2 separate regions of the Homo sapiens genome follow, and region 2 is linked to region 1. Evidence: chromatin contacts called from ENCODE Hi-C data. All regions are on one chromosome and are shown on one strand. Each heading gives the region's core, a stretch centred on a gene start or an enhancer-like site at or near the end of the contact. The rest is flanking DNA. Distances are from core to core; before and after follow the strand shown. Region 1 has its middle 11 kb from the start of EDN2. Region 2 overlaps HIVEP3 (HIVEP zinc finger 3).

What was found. A loop is a pair of places that touch in the nucleus more often than their neighbours do. Pooled maps may share reads with other maps.
Region 2: a map of gastrocnemius medialis shows a loop between it and region 1 (5-fold over the local background). The contact joins two enhancer-like sites. A Hi-C loop is called at or near these places in 2 of 168 maps with a recorded cell type or tissue (cardiac septum and gastrocnemius medialis) and 4 of 50 pooled maps.

What each region holds. Positions count from the first base shown.
Region 1 is chr1:41,492,317-41,499,717 of GRCh38, reverse strand. No RefSeq gene overlaps it. Among named protein-coding and RNA genes, the nearest start is that of EDN2, 11 kb to the right of the region's middle. RefSeq lists silencers at 3,112-3,161, 3,302-3,491 and enhancers at 3,015-3,563, 5,157-5,687. Within about 2 kb of position 3,362, at least 28 of the 41 ENCODE cell types and tissues checked have a DNase peak (open chromatin) inside an H3K27ac peak, as active enhancers do; they include gastrocnemius medialis, where a contact is called at or near this core.
Region 2 is chr1:41,533,059-41,540,459 of GRCh38, reverse strand. All of the region lies in intron 5 of HIVEP3 (HIVEP zinc finger 3), which reads left to right. Among named protein-coding and RNA genes, the nearest start is that of EDN2, 52 kb to the right of the region's middle. Within about 2 kb of position 2,524, at least 7 of the 41 ENCODE cell types and tissues checked have a DNase peak (open chromatin) inside an H3K27ac peak, as active enhancers do; they include gastrocnemius medialis, where a contact is called at or near this core.

The sequences.
Region 1 (7,401 bases), core at 2,113-4,612:
GGCAGGGGCTCCACCACTTACAGGCTGTGTGACCTTGGGCAAGTGACTGGTCCCTCTTTGAGCCTCAAATAGCCATAACCCTAACCCTAACTTCAAACAGAGAGGCTCAGAGAGGGCCATTTCTCCCGCATTTATCCCTCCAGGGATTGGTATGAGAGTAAATAGGGGAATATGTGGGAAGCTTCCAGCTCTGCTGGGCAAATGGGTTCTCTGCGTTTGATTTCATCCTGACCCCCTTCTTTCAATTCCTCCAACTTCCTCCTGTGGCTGTGAGCTTGACCTGAGAAGGGCCACACCTGGGTACATGACCCTCACATATGCAAGGGCCCTCAGGTATGGGAAACATGCGTGCCTCACCATCATGCATGAGTGCAGGTCCCCACTCACAGGCCCGTGGGGCCCCCAGGAGCTTGTATGTTTCCTCCCACATAGGCCTCCACTGCATGGCACTCATGTGTATCCACACAGCTGTCTGTGTCCACTCTGTGCATACCTGCCAATGCATGCACAGACCTATGCACACACGGACACACGGGCACAGCCATGCACAAGCATGGAGAAGCAGGTGCCTGAAGCTATGTCCCTGCACATCCTGGCCAGCACACACGCTTCCACTCTCAGGGGGCGTCCTAGCCAGGCCTGGCCCCAAGGTGGCCGTCCTCATGGCACAGGAATGCAGACAGCTGGGGATGCTCTGCCAGCGGACGTGATAGAAAGGCCAAGGGGAAACCACACGGGCAGAAACCCAAGCAGGCGTGCCAGGCCAAGGCGGGGCCCGTGAGTGCCAGGAATTGTGTAGTTGCAGGGGGTGGGGCACGTGCAGATACTTGCTTGCTCCAGTCTCTCCTGTCACCCTGTGTCCTCAGAGTCTCTGAGACTTGGAGGTCAAAAGGGCTCAGAGACCATTCTGTACCGGGGGCAGAGGCCAGGTTCTACCTCCCCAGCCATGCTATGTGGCAGGGCTCTGCCGCTCTCTAGGCTACAGTGCGAGATGTTAGGGGCCACACCGAGCAGTCTTCCTTGCTGGGAAATCAGAAGAATCTATGACCACAGAGATTTACAGGAGGAGGACTGGTGTCACTGACTCCAGTCAAGAGAGATGGTAAAGATGATGTGGAAGTCACTATAACACTCCAGGTGCAGGCTTGCGGGGACTCACGCTGACTCATCACTGTGTTCTAAGATGTTTGCATCTACTGACTCCCTGGATGCTCACAAAGGGGAGCTGGCCCCCCAATTATGGATGCAGAATCTGAGGTGCAGAGAAGTGTTGTCCCAGAGCTGGCTGACTTCAGAGCCCAGCAGCTAACCACTGTGCTGTGTGGTCTCTGCCTCCATGCACATTTCACACCCTGGCAGAGAGGTTTGCAAATGAGGCCTCGGTATTGCTGGCAGAATGAAAGACACTCTCCCAAATGCAGGGACCTCTGGCCCCAGACAGGAGAGCAGCCTCCCCATCCCCTACAGCATCAACCTTGCCCAAGGTGCAGCCATGCTATCTATGGGTAAGACCACCACACAGGGAGGAGTCAGGCAGAGCCAATGGTTACGGGGAGGGAGGGGCGGGGGGGCTTCAGCCTCTTCTACCAGTGCCAGTCACAGGGGGCCAGCTGAGGCTGGGTGGAGACCAGGTCAGGGTACCAAGAGAGGACAGACATGAAGGTATGAACAAGGCCATGAAAGATAGGACCTGGTGTAAAGACAGGTCATCCTCTTTAGAGGACATCCATGTCCCCCATATAGAACATGTGGCCTAAGAGGGACAGAAGCCAGAGAGTTCCAGAATACACTGAGTCCCAGGGGCTGGCAAGGACCCCAGTGAGGACCTGCTCAATTGCGGAGTCCCTGAGGCCAAGGGTGACAAAGGTGGCTTCCTGCAAAGGGCCCCCAGGCCAGCTGGGACCCCCATGCTCCAGCCCTGTTTGCTGGGCAGAACTGTGGGCTGCTATGCCCTGGTGTTAGGGATCTTGCAGATGAGGGGGAAGGAAGACAGCATTAAAAAATTCCATCCAATCGCTTGAGCCCAAGAGTTAGAGGCTGCGTGATTCATGATAGCACCACTGCACTTCAGCAGCCTGGGTGACAGAGCGAGACCCAGTCTCTAAAAAAAAAAAAAAAAAAAAAAAAAAATCCCATTCCGAGGAACCTCCCGTCCTAAGCTCAGACTTGGCCATTTAGTCGCTGCCCCCCACCAGGGATGGGGAAGCTAAAATGGAATTCCTCCTGTGAAGATAGAGCAGTCACAGGAGTACCCAAAAGGCAAGTGGTGCCCAAGGCCACACAGGGCAGGAGGGACCCCGACTCCAGCAGCTTCCGCACCCTCTCAGAGCAGCCCGCAGTGGAGCCTCAAGACTCCCCACTCCCTCTGCCAGGGCTGACGGTCGGCAGCGTCCAGCAGCTGTGGGAGCCACCCCGCCATTCCCCAGGAGAAGGGTCTTCACCCATCCAGGAGAAGGGGTGCCCAGTCAAACTGCCCTGGGGCTCTAACTGCCCTGCCAGTCCTCCCGTGGCTGGGGGCAGATGACGTCACCCCCTCTGCACCTGCATTTCCACAGCAGCAATGCCCAGCACTCAGCGTTACCGGTCAGATCCAGACATAGCCTGGCACCCGCAAAAGGCCCTCTGCGTGGCCATCTGGAGTTTGCCAAGACTTCTCAAGGTGGTTACACTCCTTTCCAAAGCACTTTTGGGCTGGAGACCTCGTTACACAGCCCAGGACTCTGGGGAAGAGCAAGACTGCCAGGGTCATCCCATTTCCCACTGGACAGGCCCAGGCCCAGAGAGGGGAGTGGCTTCAGGGAAACACCCCGCAAGCTGGAGGCAGGACTTGGGGGACCCAGCCCCCGCTTCCTTCCCACACCAGCCTCCATGTGGAGAAGGGGTGACGGGCCCCACACGGCCTCCCCAGGGCAGCGTCAGGTCTTGCTGTGGCCGCTCGAGGTCTCCGTGCCTCCCACCAGTCTTTCTGGGGCAGCTCCCCCCCTCCTCCTGGGCAGCCCTCCCCGCAGTTGCTGATTCTTTGCGAGCCACCCAGGGGCTTGGGCGGCCAGGACCACTCAGACCAGACCCCCCCGGCCCGAGGCTTAGGGAGGGTGCCGGAGCTCCCCGGGGACTGCTGGAGTCCGGGCTGGGCTTTCAGGGCCCCCGCAGGGGTCCGGGCCCCAGGGGAAGGCGAGGCGCGGGTGGCCCTGCGGTTCGGAGGTGGGGTTGGGGGCGCACGTGGCCGTACTGCCCGTGCGGTCGTGTCAGGCCCCGCCGCGCCCCGGTCCCAGCACGTTCGTCCGCCGCGCAGGGAACAAAGCGTCCTGCGCATTCCTGCGCGCTGACTCATGGCCGGCACGTAGCGCGCCGCCGCCCCTGCTTTGCCCAAAATTGGTCGGGAGGCGAGGGCGGGCCGAGCGCCGCCGCCTGCAGGTCCGCCGCGGCTGCTCGCGCTCGGGCCCCCAGCCCGAGGATTTCCCAAACACGTCGGAGAGGGAGAGGCAGCTGCAGGAACCGCCCGGCCGTGGGGCCCGTGGCGGGGGGCGAATCCCTGCCGGGGGGCCCCTCTTCTCTTTCAGCCTCATTTTCTCCATCTGCCGAGGGGGCATTTGCCAGGCACGGCTGTAAGGACTTGGTATGAGTTATCTCACCTAAGTCGCACACCTACCCCGAGGAAGGTGCTATTAGCATCACCATTTTAGATGTGGAAACTGAGGCACAAGGCGGTTCCAGGCAGGGAATGAGACATGGACACTGACTTGCTTGAGGTGAGGTGCTAGTCAGCTGCAGAGCAAGGATTTGAACCCGGGCTGTAAGGTTTCAGAATCTACATGTGTCCCCTCAAGTGAGCTGCGCAGCCTGTGGCCCGCAGGGTTCCAGGCTCCCTGCCCTTTGGTGGTTGAGACTGGTCCGTGGGGCTCCGGGATGCGTCCCTTTCTAAGCCTCCATTCTCTTACCCATCAAGTAGGTGCCGGCAGAAGGGGGCCCCCCAGGGGTTGTTGGGAAAATCACAAGTGAGGATCCAAGTATTACTGTCTGGTGGAAGGAAGAGGGAAAGGGTTTAACAAACCTGCGTCCCCAGCACCCTCCGGTGATACGGGCAACACCAAAGTATAGAGAAGGGCGAGCTAAGCCCCGCCGGGCAGGGCCATACTGGGATGGGCCTCCTTAGGGCAGCCAGGCGACTTCCGAGCTGTGAGCTGCCTGTCCCCCACAGGGTAAGCACTTGTCAGAGCTGGAAAATGAGGTAGTGGGAGGGGCCCTGCCCAGGATGTCTCTGCCAGCCTTTCCCCTTTCGCCCTTGCAGCCTGGTTTCAGAGACCGTGGAGTTCTTTGGAGCTGTGGGGTGCTGGGCTCATCAGAGGTCCTCTGACCCTGAGTTTGCAGGAATGAGGCAGCCAGCAGATGGCCTTGTTCTCAGATGCCAAGACAGACTGGGCTGTGGCGTCACCCACCTGGGGCCCTTCTGAGAGTCCAAAGGAACCCACCCCACGCCCACTGGCTGGAGACCACCTGGCCTAGGCCTCAACAGAACAGATGCAAGGCCACTGCCCCCACCCTCACCTTTTCCTCTGACTCCACTTTGAACTCAGGAAAAGGTCAGGTCCTCCGCTTGGTATTCAAGATCCTTGTGGTCTGGCCTCAACCTCCTCTCTTACCACGGAATCCCTCAGGCTGTTCACTCCCTATCCTGGGGTACTTCATGCCCTTTCAGGCCTACCGGCCTTTGCCTGGGCCATCCCTCTACCAGGAATGCGCGCTCCACCTCCACAGCCTCGCTCAAAGTCTCTTTGGCTAGAATGCCCTCCCGAGTCTCCAGGCAGAGGCATCCCTCATTCCTCCGGGGTTCTGCAGGTCCATATTTGTCCCTCCCTTTTGGCCAACAAAGAGCCAAGCACGGAAAGGCCCTACACACTCCCAGCTCCCTCTCCCAGGCAAATAGTGATGCCTTTGGGGTACCTTTCCCCAAATCCCAGCTGGGCCAGAGATCCACAGCCCCAGCCCTGGGCCTGACACAGAGTGGGCTTGGCATGTTTGCTGCATGATGGCAGAAAGCATAGCCGTGGAGCTGAAGACCCTTCTTCTTTACCCCTGGCTGTGTGACCTTGGGCGGCTTATGCAGCCTCTCTGAAGCTCACTCCCAGGCCCTGCCCTCTTCCTAGGGCTGTTTGGAGGACCAGATGAATGAAGGCAAGAAGAGTGCTTGGCACGTGGGCACAGCTCCCCACACAGCTGTCATTCTCACCGGGTCATTATTACAGACCTCCCTTGTGCCTGAGGCCTGGGTTCCAAGGCTGGGTGGCAGGCAATGAACTCAGAAGCATCCACAGCCCCTCGCTGACGCAGGCCGAGGAGGTACCAGGAGAAGCGGTTGCCTTATGGTTATGGGTCAGCCAGGCTCTGGCCCTCCACTCCCCACCCCCAGGTTCCACCCATATCTGAGGCCACGAGGCCTTCCCAGCCCACTCAGGCCCTCTTATCTGGGGAGATAAAGGCCCCCTCCCCTTAGGTGGTGGACATCAGCTGGCTGTTGTGTGACCTTGGACACCCTCAGCCTCTCTGGATCAGCCTTGGGGAGTGCCGGGTGGGGGGCAAGCGGTTGACTCCCAAGGCTCCCAGGCTTAACTTCCAAGTGGCATGGCCGGGGCTCACCCACTGCATCTGGGCCCCAGAGGAATGGCTCTGGCTCTGGCTCTCTTCGCCCCCGCCCCACCCCCACCATATCTGGTACACAGGGTTGGTGGGAACTCTCAGGAACCCTGCGACATCATCCCCTATCTCCTATTGAGAGTCTGAGGCTATTATTTTTATTTGATACATTGGGAAACTGAGGCCCGGTGATTGGAAGGCTCTCACCCAAGGCCACACAGGCAGTGGCCAGGACACTGGGGTGTGGCACTGGGCCAGGGTGGTCGAGGTCAGTCTGCTACAGCCCCCCATTCTCTGGTGGGCTCCTGGCTGGTGATGGCCATCCCCTCTTCCACCTGCCTCTCCCAAGCTTCAGCTATGTGCCAGGGCTTGGACAAGACCATCAGCTTCTGAGATGCTCACATGAACCCATGGGACAGAGTGGAAGCCAAAGCTCAAGGAGCTGTGATTGCTGCCCAGGGCACACATCCTAAGGGGCAGAGTGAGATTCTGTCCCTTTTTCCCCACTCTGCCTCCTATACCAGCTGCCTCCCCAATCTGGCAGGGTTTAGGGGCTCCAGCAACAGAGGCCTTAGAAAGCCTAAAGGGAGACCCTCTGGTCTCACAGATACCCCCTGGCTATGGACAACCAAGGAGGGGGTGTGCCTGTTCTGCCAGGTTGGGCCCACCAGGCCCACCTGGGCCCACAGCCCCTTGACAGGCCCAGATGAAGGTGTGAGATCATTGGGCCACCCCAGCTCCCTGTCTGACCTCACTGCCATGACTCAGCCCTGCCTCACCCAAACCTCCTCCTCCTAGGGGACCCCAGGATTGGTGTGACCAGGCAAGTACTGTCTCCACTGTGTGCCTTCCCCGCTCAGGGCCTCCCACCCTGAGTCATTGCTCACCTCACCACCCAGCACACTGCGTTAACGGCCGGCTCCTCCTGGCAAGCTCCCAGAGATCGTGCTCCTAGAGGCTGGGACCAGGCTGAGGGATGGAGGAACTTCTCCTGCTGCCCCTAGACTCAGGCCCTGAGGTCGATCCCCAGGACCTGTTCTGGGGGACTCTTTGGTTCTGACAAGAAAATCCAAATTGAGGTTTCGTGCTGAGGCCAAGAACTCAGGCTGACCTAGGTTCAGATCCCAGCTCCTTTCTTGCTAGATGGACAAGATACCTCAGTTTACCCATCTGAAAACTAAAGGTAATAATAAGCTGCATCCTATGAAAATTCTACCTGGGATCATATGTGCTGGGATAGTGGATAAGAATGCAGGCCATGTAGCAGGGAGATCTAGACTCAAATGACCTTGAGCAAGCCACTTCACCTCCTGAGTCTCCTCACTTCCTCAGGCTCCTCATCTATAAAATGGGAATAATACTAAGTGCCTTCCCACTGGGATGATTAATTGTGATGATATGTATTATATAGTGGGTTTTGTAAGTGTTGGCACACTGGAAAGTTCAGTAAACAGTAGCTATGATGAATTCTTATGATTCACATAGATTCTTATGATAGCACACAGTAGGCCAGGTTGGTTTCAGTGCACGATGGGGAGGTGGCGAGTAGATGGCCGGCCTCTCCTGTTGCTGATGGAGTAGCATCAGGGAAGGGCTTCTGGGGTTCTGTCCCTCTGGAGCGCCCTCTGCAGGCCGAGCACTAAACTTACCCAGGTAGGTGCAAAGGCTCTAAGAAGTCTGTCTGGGCTGCTGCTGACTTCACGCTTTAGTCCCCAAGTCACCACCAGGGCCACGTCACTTCATGGAGGACAGAGCTGATGCTCAGACAGG
Region 2 (7,401 bases), core at 1,275-3,774, 42 kb before region 1:
TGTTCTTCAGGTTTAATCTGTAAGGACAGCTGCAAGAGATGCCAACCAACTGCCTTCATGAGCCCTGGCTACCTTGCCCCATTCAGATAGATCAAAAACTGTTTCACGGCCTTCATGGTGCTGACACCTTGAGCTCATTGCAGGATTTAAAACTGTTCACAGCCTTTTCTTACCTAATGTGTACCTCAGCATATGTGTGTTTCTGTGCAGCCAGGAACACCGAGGTCTCAGGTTGTAGTAGCCCAGCGTTGGCCAGGCACCTGGTGTACGCATAGTGTCAGCTGCTACTAGAGAGAGCCTTGGTCAGTGTCCTCTCTGGCTGCTGCCCCGCACAGCCCCAATGGGGGGCTTCCAGCTGCAGCTCCGCAGGTCCCACCTCTGACAGTACACCTTTCCTTTCCTCTCCTTCACCACCTGTAAGACGCTGGCTGAATTTTAGAGCCGGGCACTGAGGCTTTTCTAAGCCAGTCTCCAACTGGCCTTTCTGCCTCAATACCTGCTATTCGTACTCAGCACTGTCATCATAGAATTGTACCAAGGTTTCTACGATATAATTTCTGTAAAAAGTGCCTACTACAGAGTCAGCACTTAACAAATTGTAGCTGTTTATTTTTATGTGATGAAAGGTTTCACCTATGACCCTGGTTGACTTTTTTTAGCGGTTTTTAGCAAAAATAATAATGAGAAGAAGAAGTGTTCATAAATGTTAACCAAGAAGAAAGGAGATATCCTACGGAAAGCGTGTGGCACATAGCGAGGGCCTGGTCACTGTGAGGTCAGGTGGTCTGGGGAGGCCTCAGCCCTCCCAGCTCTGGCCATTTGTGTGGTGTGGAGCACCAGACAGGCTCCCGCCTCTTCAGGGTCTAGTTAGTGACTTCCCCATTCTGGGTCTGGGACATAAGGGAGTGAGGCTGGAATAGTGGAAAGAGGAGACCATGGTCCTGCATCGGCCTGGGCTAGGTCCAGCCCCACCTGAGGGCTTCTGTGCTCTGGGCCATTCTGGGAGAAGATGGACAGTTTGGGGAGAATTTCTCACATGTGGAATTGTTTGAGGACATGGAAATGCTGAGACTGGAGGAAAGAAGTCTCGAGCAGCATCATGGCTTTTGGAGACTTGTGTGAAGGAGGAGCTGGACTGCCCAGAGCTCAGAGCATGGGTGTGAGCACAGGTTGACAACTTCAGCTTAATAGTGAGAGAGCTGCCCAGAAGTCGCAGGAGCTGCTGGGAAACTGTGAGTCCCCTGGTGCCGGAGGAATATGCACCTGTGGGAGGGTGTGGACGGGATCCACCTGAAAATGGCCTAATCCAAGGATGCAGCAGGCTTCTCTGCATCAGAGGTTTTAAGGAACTTCCAAGCATGAATGTTCTCTAACAGTAATTTTCAAATTGTTTTTACATTCACATAACTCCTTTTTACAAAGTTCAGTTTACATACATACTCACTCTGAAAACCAACGCAATCCAGAGCTGCTGTGGGTGGGGGAGGAGGACCCAGGGCCCCACTGCTCGGCTTCCCCACCCCCATGCCCCATGAATCCGGAGCACAGATTGGAAGTCACTGTTCTAGAACCCTGCAGGCCAGGGCTGCTCATGGCTGGAGCAACTCCACCTAATGTTCGCAGTGAAGGCATCCACTCCTCTGACAGTTTCATTTCATTTCAACCCATTCCTGCCTGCCTCCCTAACCCCACTATCTGGTCAGAAATGGGGTATCGGCTGTGTTTGACAGACCCAAGCTGGCTTCAGCCCAGGCTTGGTGCCTGCTTGCTGGCTCTTAGGCCTCTGCTCTTCGTCACCCAGAAGTCACTCCACAGGACCTCCACCTATCATATCCAATTCTGTAGAATAAAGGCGTTTGCTATTCTTAGAGCTGTGCTGGGCATTAGACCCCTGAGCTGCTGCCATCTTCCCAGCTGCTGCCACTGGGAGCTGATGTTTTCCTAGTATTAAAAAAATCACAATAGTAAAACCCAGGAAATGGTGAAAATGCCACTGTAGGTAGCAAGCCTGCAAAATGACAAGAGCTTGCCTCATCAGCAAGAATCCTTCTGGAAGGTGTATAAGAAGGCATCCTTGACCCACTCTCCCCTCTTATTTCTGTCGGGCCACTGCTGAACTGTCTCATATCTAGGTCCTCTTTCCTCTTGCCCTCGCCTCTGTCCAGCTGGGCTCTCTACAGTCACAATAGCCTCTCCTGGCCTCCAGACCTCCCCACCCACACCATCCTCCACACTGCACTCAGGCGGAGACTCATAAAACAGGAGTCTCAGGTCTGACCCTGTGCACCCAAAAAGTCTCAGACAAAGGTGTTTCTTCTGCAGAAGCCACCTGACACCCACCCCCACTGGTTCCTCCTCTCATCATCCGTAGCACTTTGCTCATTGTCTGTATTACTGTTTCCATCTCTTTGCTTTACGATCTTTTAAGTGCCTGTTAGTCACACTTGAGACCAAGGTCAGGGTTTTATTTAGCTTTATATTTCTGGCCCTGGCCCAGCGCCAGGCTCAGACCAGACCTTAGGAAATACTGTTGAGTAAATTCACATGCTTGCAGCTCACGTCGCTGTTTAGAACAGAGACTGTGCTGGTGGGCTCTGTGCCTGCGTGCCGTGGAATTCCTGGCACAGTGGCCTGTCCCTGAGGGTGCACCTAATGGCCCCCAGCCTGAGCGTTATGACATGATGTAGTTTCTGCAGAACCCCAACAAAAGGAGAATCTGGGGTGTACCCAGAAACCAGTGTGAACTTTCCCCATGACCCACATGGCCTCCCCAGTTTACTTTCCACCAGGGGATGTGTCTACTACCTCTTGGCCACTGAATATTTTTAAGAGAGACACAGCTCAGCAGGCTGTACCACCTGGCACTTTCCTCTCTTTCCACAGACATCCATTCTTCTGTGAGTTTCACTCGAAGAGCAGCGTGTCACTGCGGACAAGCCAGCCAGCTCACCATGGCTGGACCTCCCAGGGTACCAGACCTCTGGGAACTGGCCCTGAGCCTCACTTCACGGACACAGGCTGCCCGCCAAAGTGGGTCTCAGAGCAACAGTGTGTGCATTGCTCGTCACATCTTCCTCTTGCTTTGCATGACTGACTACACCCAAGAAGTGTGCCCCCTGGGAGGAAAGCATATTTGGCAACCAGATCATAATAAAATCAGAAATGCAGCAAACCTTTAAAATATCCAGACTTGGAAGAGATGCAAGAGTTTTCTAATTAAATATGAATAATAGGTGGAAAAGTCATAATATAAATGCAGAATAGCTTAATACATAGAATCTCAGATTAAGAAGGTAACTTGGAGGCCATTGAGTTCATCCCTTCATTTCAGAAAATAATGCAGCTTGGTGGAGTGAAAAGTCACGGGCTTGAAGGTCAGACATGCCCCTATTGACTAGCTATATGACCTTGGGGAAATTACTTTGAGCCAGAAGTTTAGCTCCAGGCTGGATCCGCCTCTTGTATTTTATTTGACTTACACAGTGTTTTTTAAAAAACAGAATTGCACAGCAGTTAAGCACATGAACCTTGTAGCCAGGTGACCTGAGTTCAAATTCTGACTCCATTAACTGGCTGTGTGACCTTGGGCAGGTTATTTAACCTCTCTGGGACTGTTTTCTCCTGTGTAAATGGGAATCATGACAGCCCCATCACATAGGGCTGTCATGTGATTTAATGAGGTAATGCATGTAAAGCATTTAAAATCGTGCTTGGCACCCAGTGTAAGAGTTTGCTAATATTTTTAGTTTTTTTTTAAAAATCTGAATCTGTGGTTTCATTGAAAAAACTGGAAGATGTAACAACTTCATGTGACATTTGGCAGGACAGGAATAGCCACTGCCCCTTCAGAGAGGGATATGCCCTGCCTCCCAGGTCACCACAGTCCCCACCGCGTCCCCTCCTACGCCTCCCCTGCTTTGCTTGATCATGTTGCCAGCCCATCCCCCTCTAGTGCCCTGAGCCTCCACTTGGTCTTAGGAGTAAATATAGCCACTTATATTTACTGGAACAAATATGCTAAACTAAATATATCCAAGTGAACTAAATATATCCACTTTACAATGTTATGACACTCATACACAAGCTAATCCACCCAAAGCCGCTCTGTCGGTGTGCTGGACGTGTCCTGAGCACGTAGACGTCATGAATTCCCTCCCACTAGCTAGGAGTAGTAGAATAATGCTATTCTACCTACTACCTACTACTAGAAGACCTCATAGCCTATTCATCTGGTCTCTAGGTGGACAGTGCTAGTGACGGGGAGCCCACTGCATGGCAGAGCAGCTTCTTTCCATCTTTTGTTATATTCAGAGTCCGGGAACAACAACCTCCTCCATCACCTTGCCTGAAATGCCATGCAATTTCCACCACAACCCCTCTTTGACATCTTGAGCAGAGGAACGTGTCACGTCCTTTGGGGGCTCTGTGCCGAGTTCCTTTGTGCTTAGCAGAAGCTGTGGGTCTGCTACAACCCAAGATATCATGTGCTGATGGTTCACAGGCAGCTCAGTATCACCAGCCATGGGGATTGCAGGAGAAGTTGCCGGGGGCAGGAGAGGACATCACACTAGATCATACTGTGCTGCTCTTCAGGGCACACAAGTCAGATCTGGGGTCCAGTCCTTGCGTCACCACTTTTGAGCTGCCTTGTGACTTTGGGCAAGACACTCAACCTCTCTGTTTCTGCTTCCTTCTGTATTCAGTGAAGATTGTAAGACCCTCCTGATCAAGGGGTTGTTTAAGGATCTTTTTCTTTTCCTTTGAGTCCATGAGTCTTAGAGCCACAGCATAAGAATGAAAAGATCCATCCATGAAGACCCTGGTCTCGCCATACCCCTCCCCATAGCCTCTGTCCTGCCCTGACCCCAGGCATGGGCAGAAAGCTGCTTCCAGACACTGGGAGAAATTACTCCATAAGTCAGCCCTGCCAGACCCACCAGCAGTGGACCGTCTTGCAGCCTCAGAACAGGCAGGGAAGTTGGTCACTTGCTCCCCTGATAAAGGGCAGCCTGTGGCGTAGGCCTCCAAAGGGCTGCCTTGGGTGGAGGAGGGAAGAGGCCAGCAGACCAGGCAAGCAGGACTATATCCCCAGGGACCCCCATCATGGTGTTCCGGTTTCCCACCCTGGCTCTTCCCCGGCATTTCTCTACAGCTGTCAACACCTGGGGTTCCACCCCAGCGCTGGCTGGAAGGGCTGGGCGGGGAGTGATGCCATTCTTATTTGTCTGCAGTGTAACAGGTCCCTGGGAGAGGGAAGATGCTAACAAAACCTTGGTCGGCATCATCTAAAAGTGTTTAGATGATGTGCGGGAACAGGGTGCTGCGTGGTAAAATTGCTGGCTGGGTGGTCTTGGCCATGTCAATGAACCCACTGGGCCTTGGTTCCCTTTTCTATACAATGGGGACGATGGTAAAATGGTTGATGGGAGGATCGAGTGATGCCCGCCATGTGACCGTGCTCTGCCGTGTCTCAGGTTATGAGGACTATTTCCGAAGGAAAGAAAGTGACTTGCCCAAGGTCACCTGGCGAGTTCCAACAAGAGCAGAACCAAGACCCAAGTGTCCTGCCCACCTCTCCCGCTCTGAGCAGAGTCACTCCTCTCAGAAGGTGGGCAGCGTATGCGCCCATCAAGGTTCTGAGGCACTGCCTGTGTCCCGCCTCCTTTGGGAGCCCAGCATTGAGTTAAACTTGTGCTCAGGAACTCCTGGAGTGGGAAAGTCAAGGCTAGAATCTGAGGATCACAGGCCCCAGGAAAGAAGGCCTCGCTGGTCTCTCTGATGTGCAGCTAATGAATATGTATTGGGCACCTGCTGGGGATGTCCTGACAAATGAGGTAGATGTGGTCCTCACCCGCGCAGGGATGATGGGGGCTGTGCTTGTGAAAAGGCCATTGCAGTACACACAGTCTGACAAGTGCCCTGGAGCAGAAGTGGGTGAGATCCCCAGGTCCAGAGGAGGGGTGTGGGACAGGCCTCCGAAGGACAGGACCTTGGTGCAAATTTCTGGTAGAGTGGAGGAGCTGGTCTTACAGGAGAGGGGGTGGTGCTGGGGCAGGGATGCAAGGCTCCAGGTGACCTTTGGCATGGCTGGAGGGGGAGTGCAGCAGGAAATGGGGGGATCAGTGGGAATTGGAGGGAGATGAGCTGGGGAGGTGGCAAGGGCAGATGGTGCCCTGGGCCTTTCCTGCCAAGGAATGCAGGGCTTCGCTCCGATGGTAGTGGGAGAAGCATGAAGTGGGACCTCTAGGCTGGAAGGAGTGGTAAGCCTGGATGGATTTGGGGACAGCTCCTACTGGCTGTTTTGTGAAGAAAGGAGGCAGTGGTATAGGAGAGAGGGTGGTGGCCAGGGCTGGTGGGGACAGAGAGGTGGCACCCTTGGAGCATGCATTGCATGTAGCATTGATGGTTGTGGTGGTGGATTGATTATGGAGCATGAAGGAAATGGAGCCATCAAGGATGAAGCCCAGCCTGTGGGCTGGCCAGCCACACGAGTGCAGGTGCTGCTTGCTGAGAGAGAACGGGGACCCAGGAGCAGACACTGCAGGTAGAGGGACTTGGAAGGCTGGTTCTGGGCACGCAAGGTATGAGGTGCCTGAAAACCACCAGAGGTGATACTAAGGCAGTTAGATGTATAGCAAAGGCATCGGAACTCGAGAGAGAAGTGGCTGGGGGCCATCAGCACCCAGGTGGAGGGTCACCTGGGGAAGGTGTGTGGTGAGAAGAGTGCAGGTCGGAGGCTGGCAGGGGCCATGTCGGCATGGGAAAGGGTGGGCAAAAAAGGAGCTTGCAAAGGAGACACAAGCAGGAGGGAATGAGGTGCCTCCAGAAGGCCAGCAAGAGGGCGGACAGGATGAGGCAAATGGACTTTCAATGGAGCAAGCTGTGACCTTGGCAAGAACAGTTGGTCATCAGAGCTGGGCTGCAGCGGCTCAAAAGCATAGAGTGGGGAGGAGGTGTGGACAGCCCTCTCCAGATCCGGGCTGTGCAGGAAAGAGGGACAGCAGAGCTGGCCCGGGATTTGGGCCCAGGGAGGCTTGGGGCTGGTTGATTTGTGATGGGAAGAGAGCTGGGCTTGTGTCTGTGGTGGTGGAAGGGGCTAGGAGAGGGAGGCAATGACACTGCTGGGAAGCTGTGGGAGAGGACAGTGGGTGGGGTGGGCTCTGGCACCGCAGGAGGAGCTGGACCCAGAGCCCGGCAGGTCTACCTCAGGCTTGGGGAGGTCCACACTGATAGACAGCTGCCATAGGCCTGTCCCTGGCTGGACCCTCTGGGAACCTCAAAGCTGGACAAGCCTCGGTCCTGGCCTTCAACGAGCAGAGGAGCCACAGGTTCCAGGTCGTTGAACCAGGACTGCCCTCTTTCAAGTCCTGGGTCCTCAGCAGCCGTCTTCCTCAAGCTCTC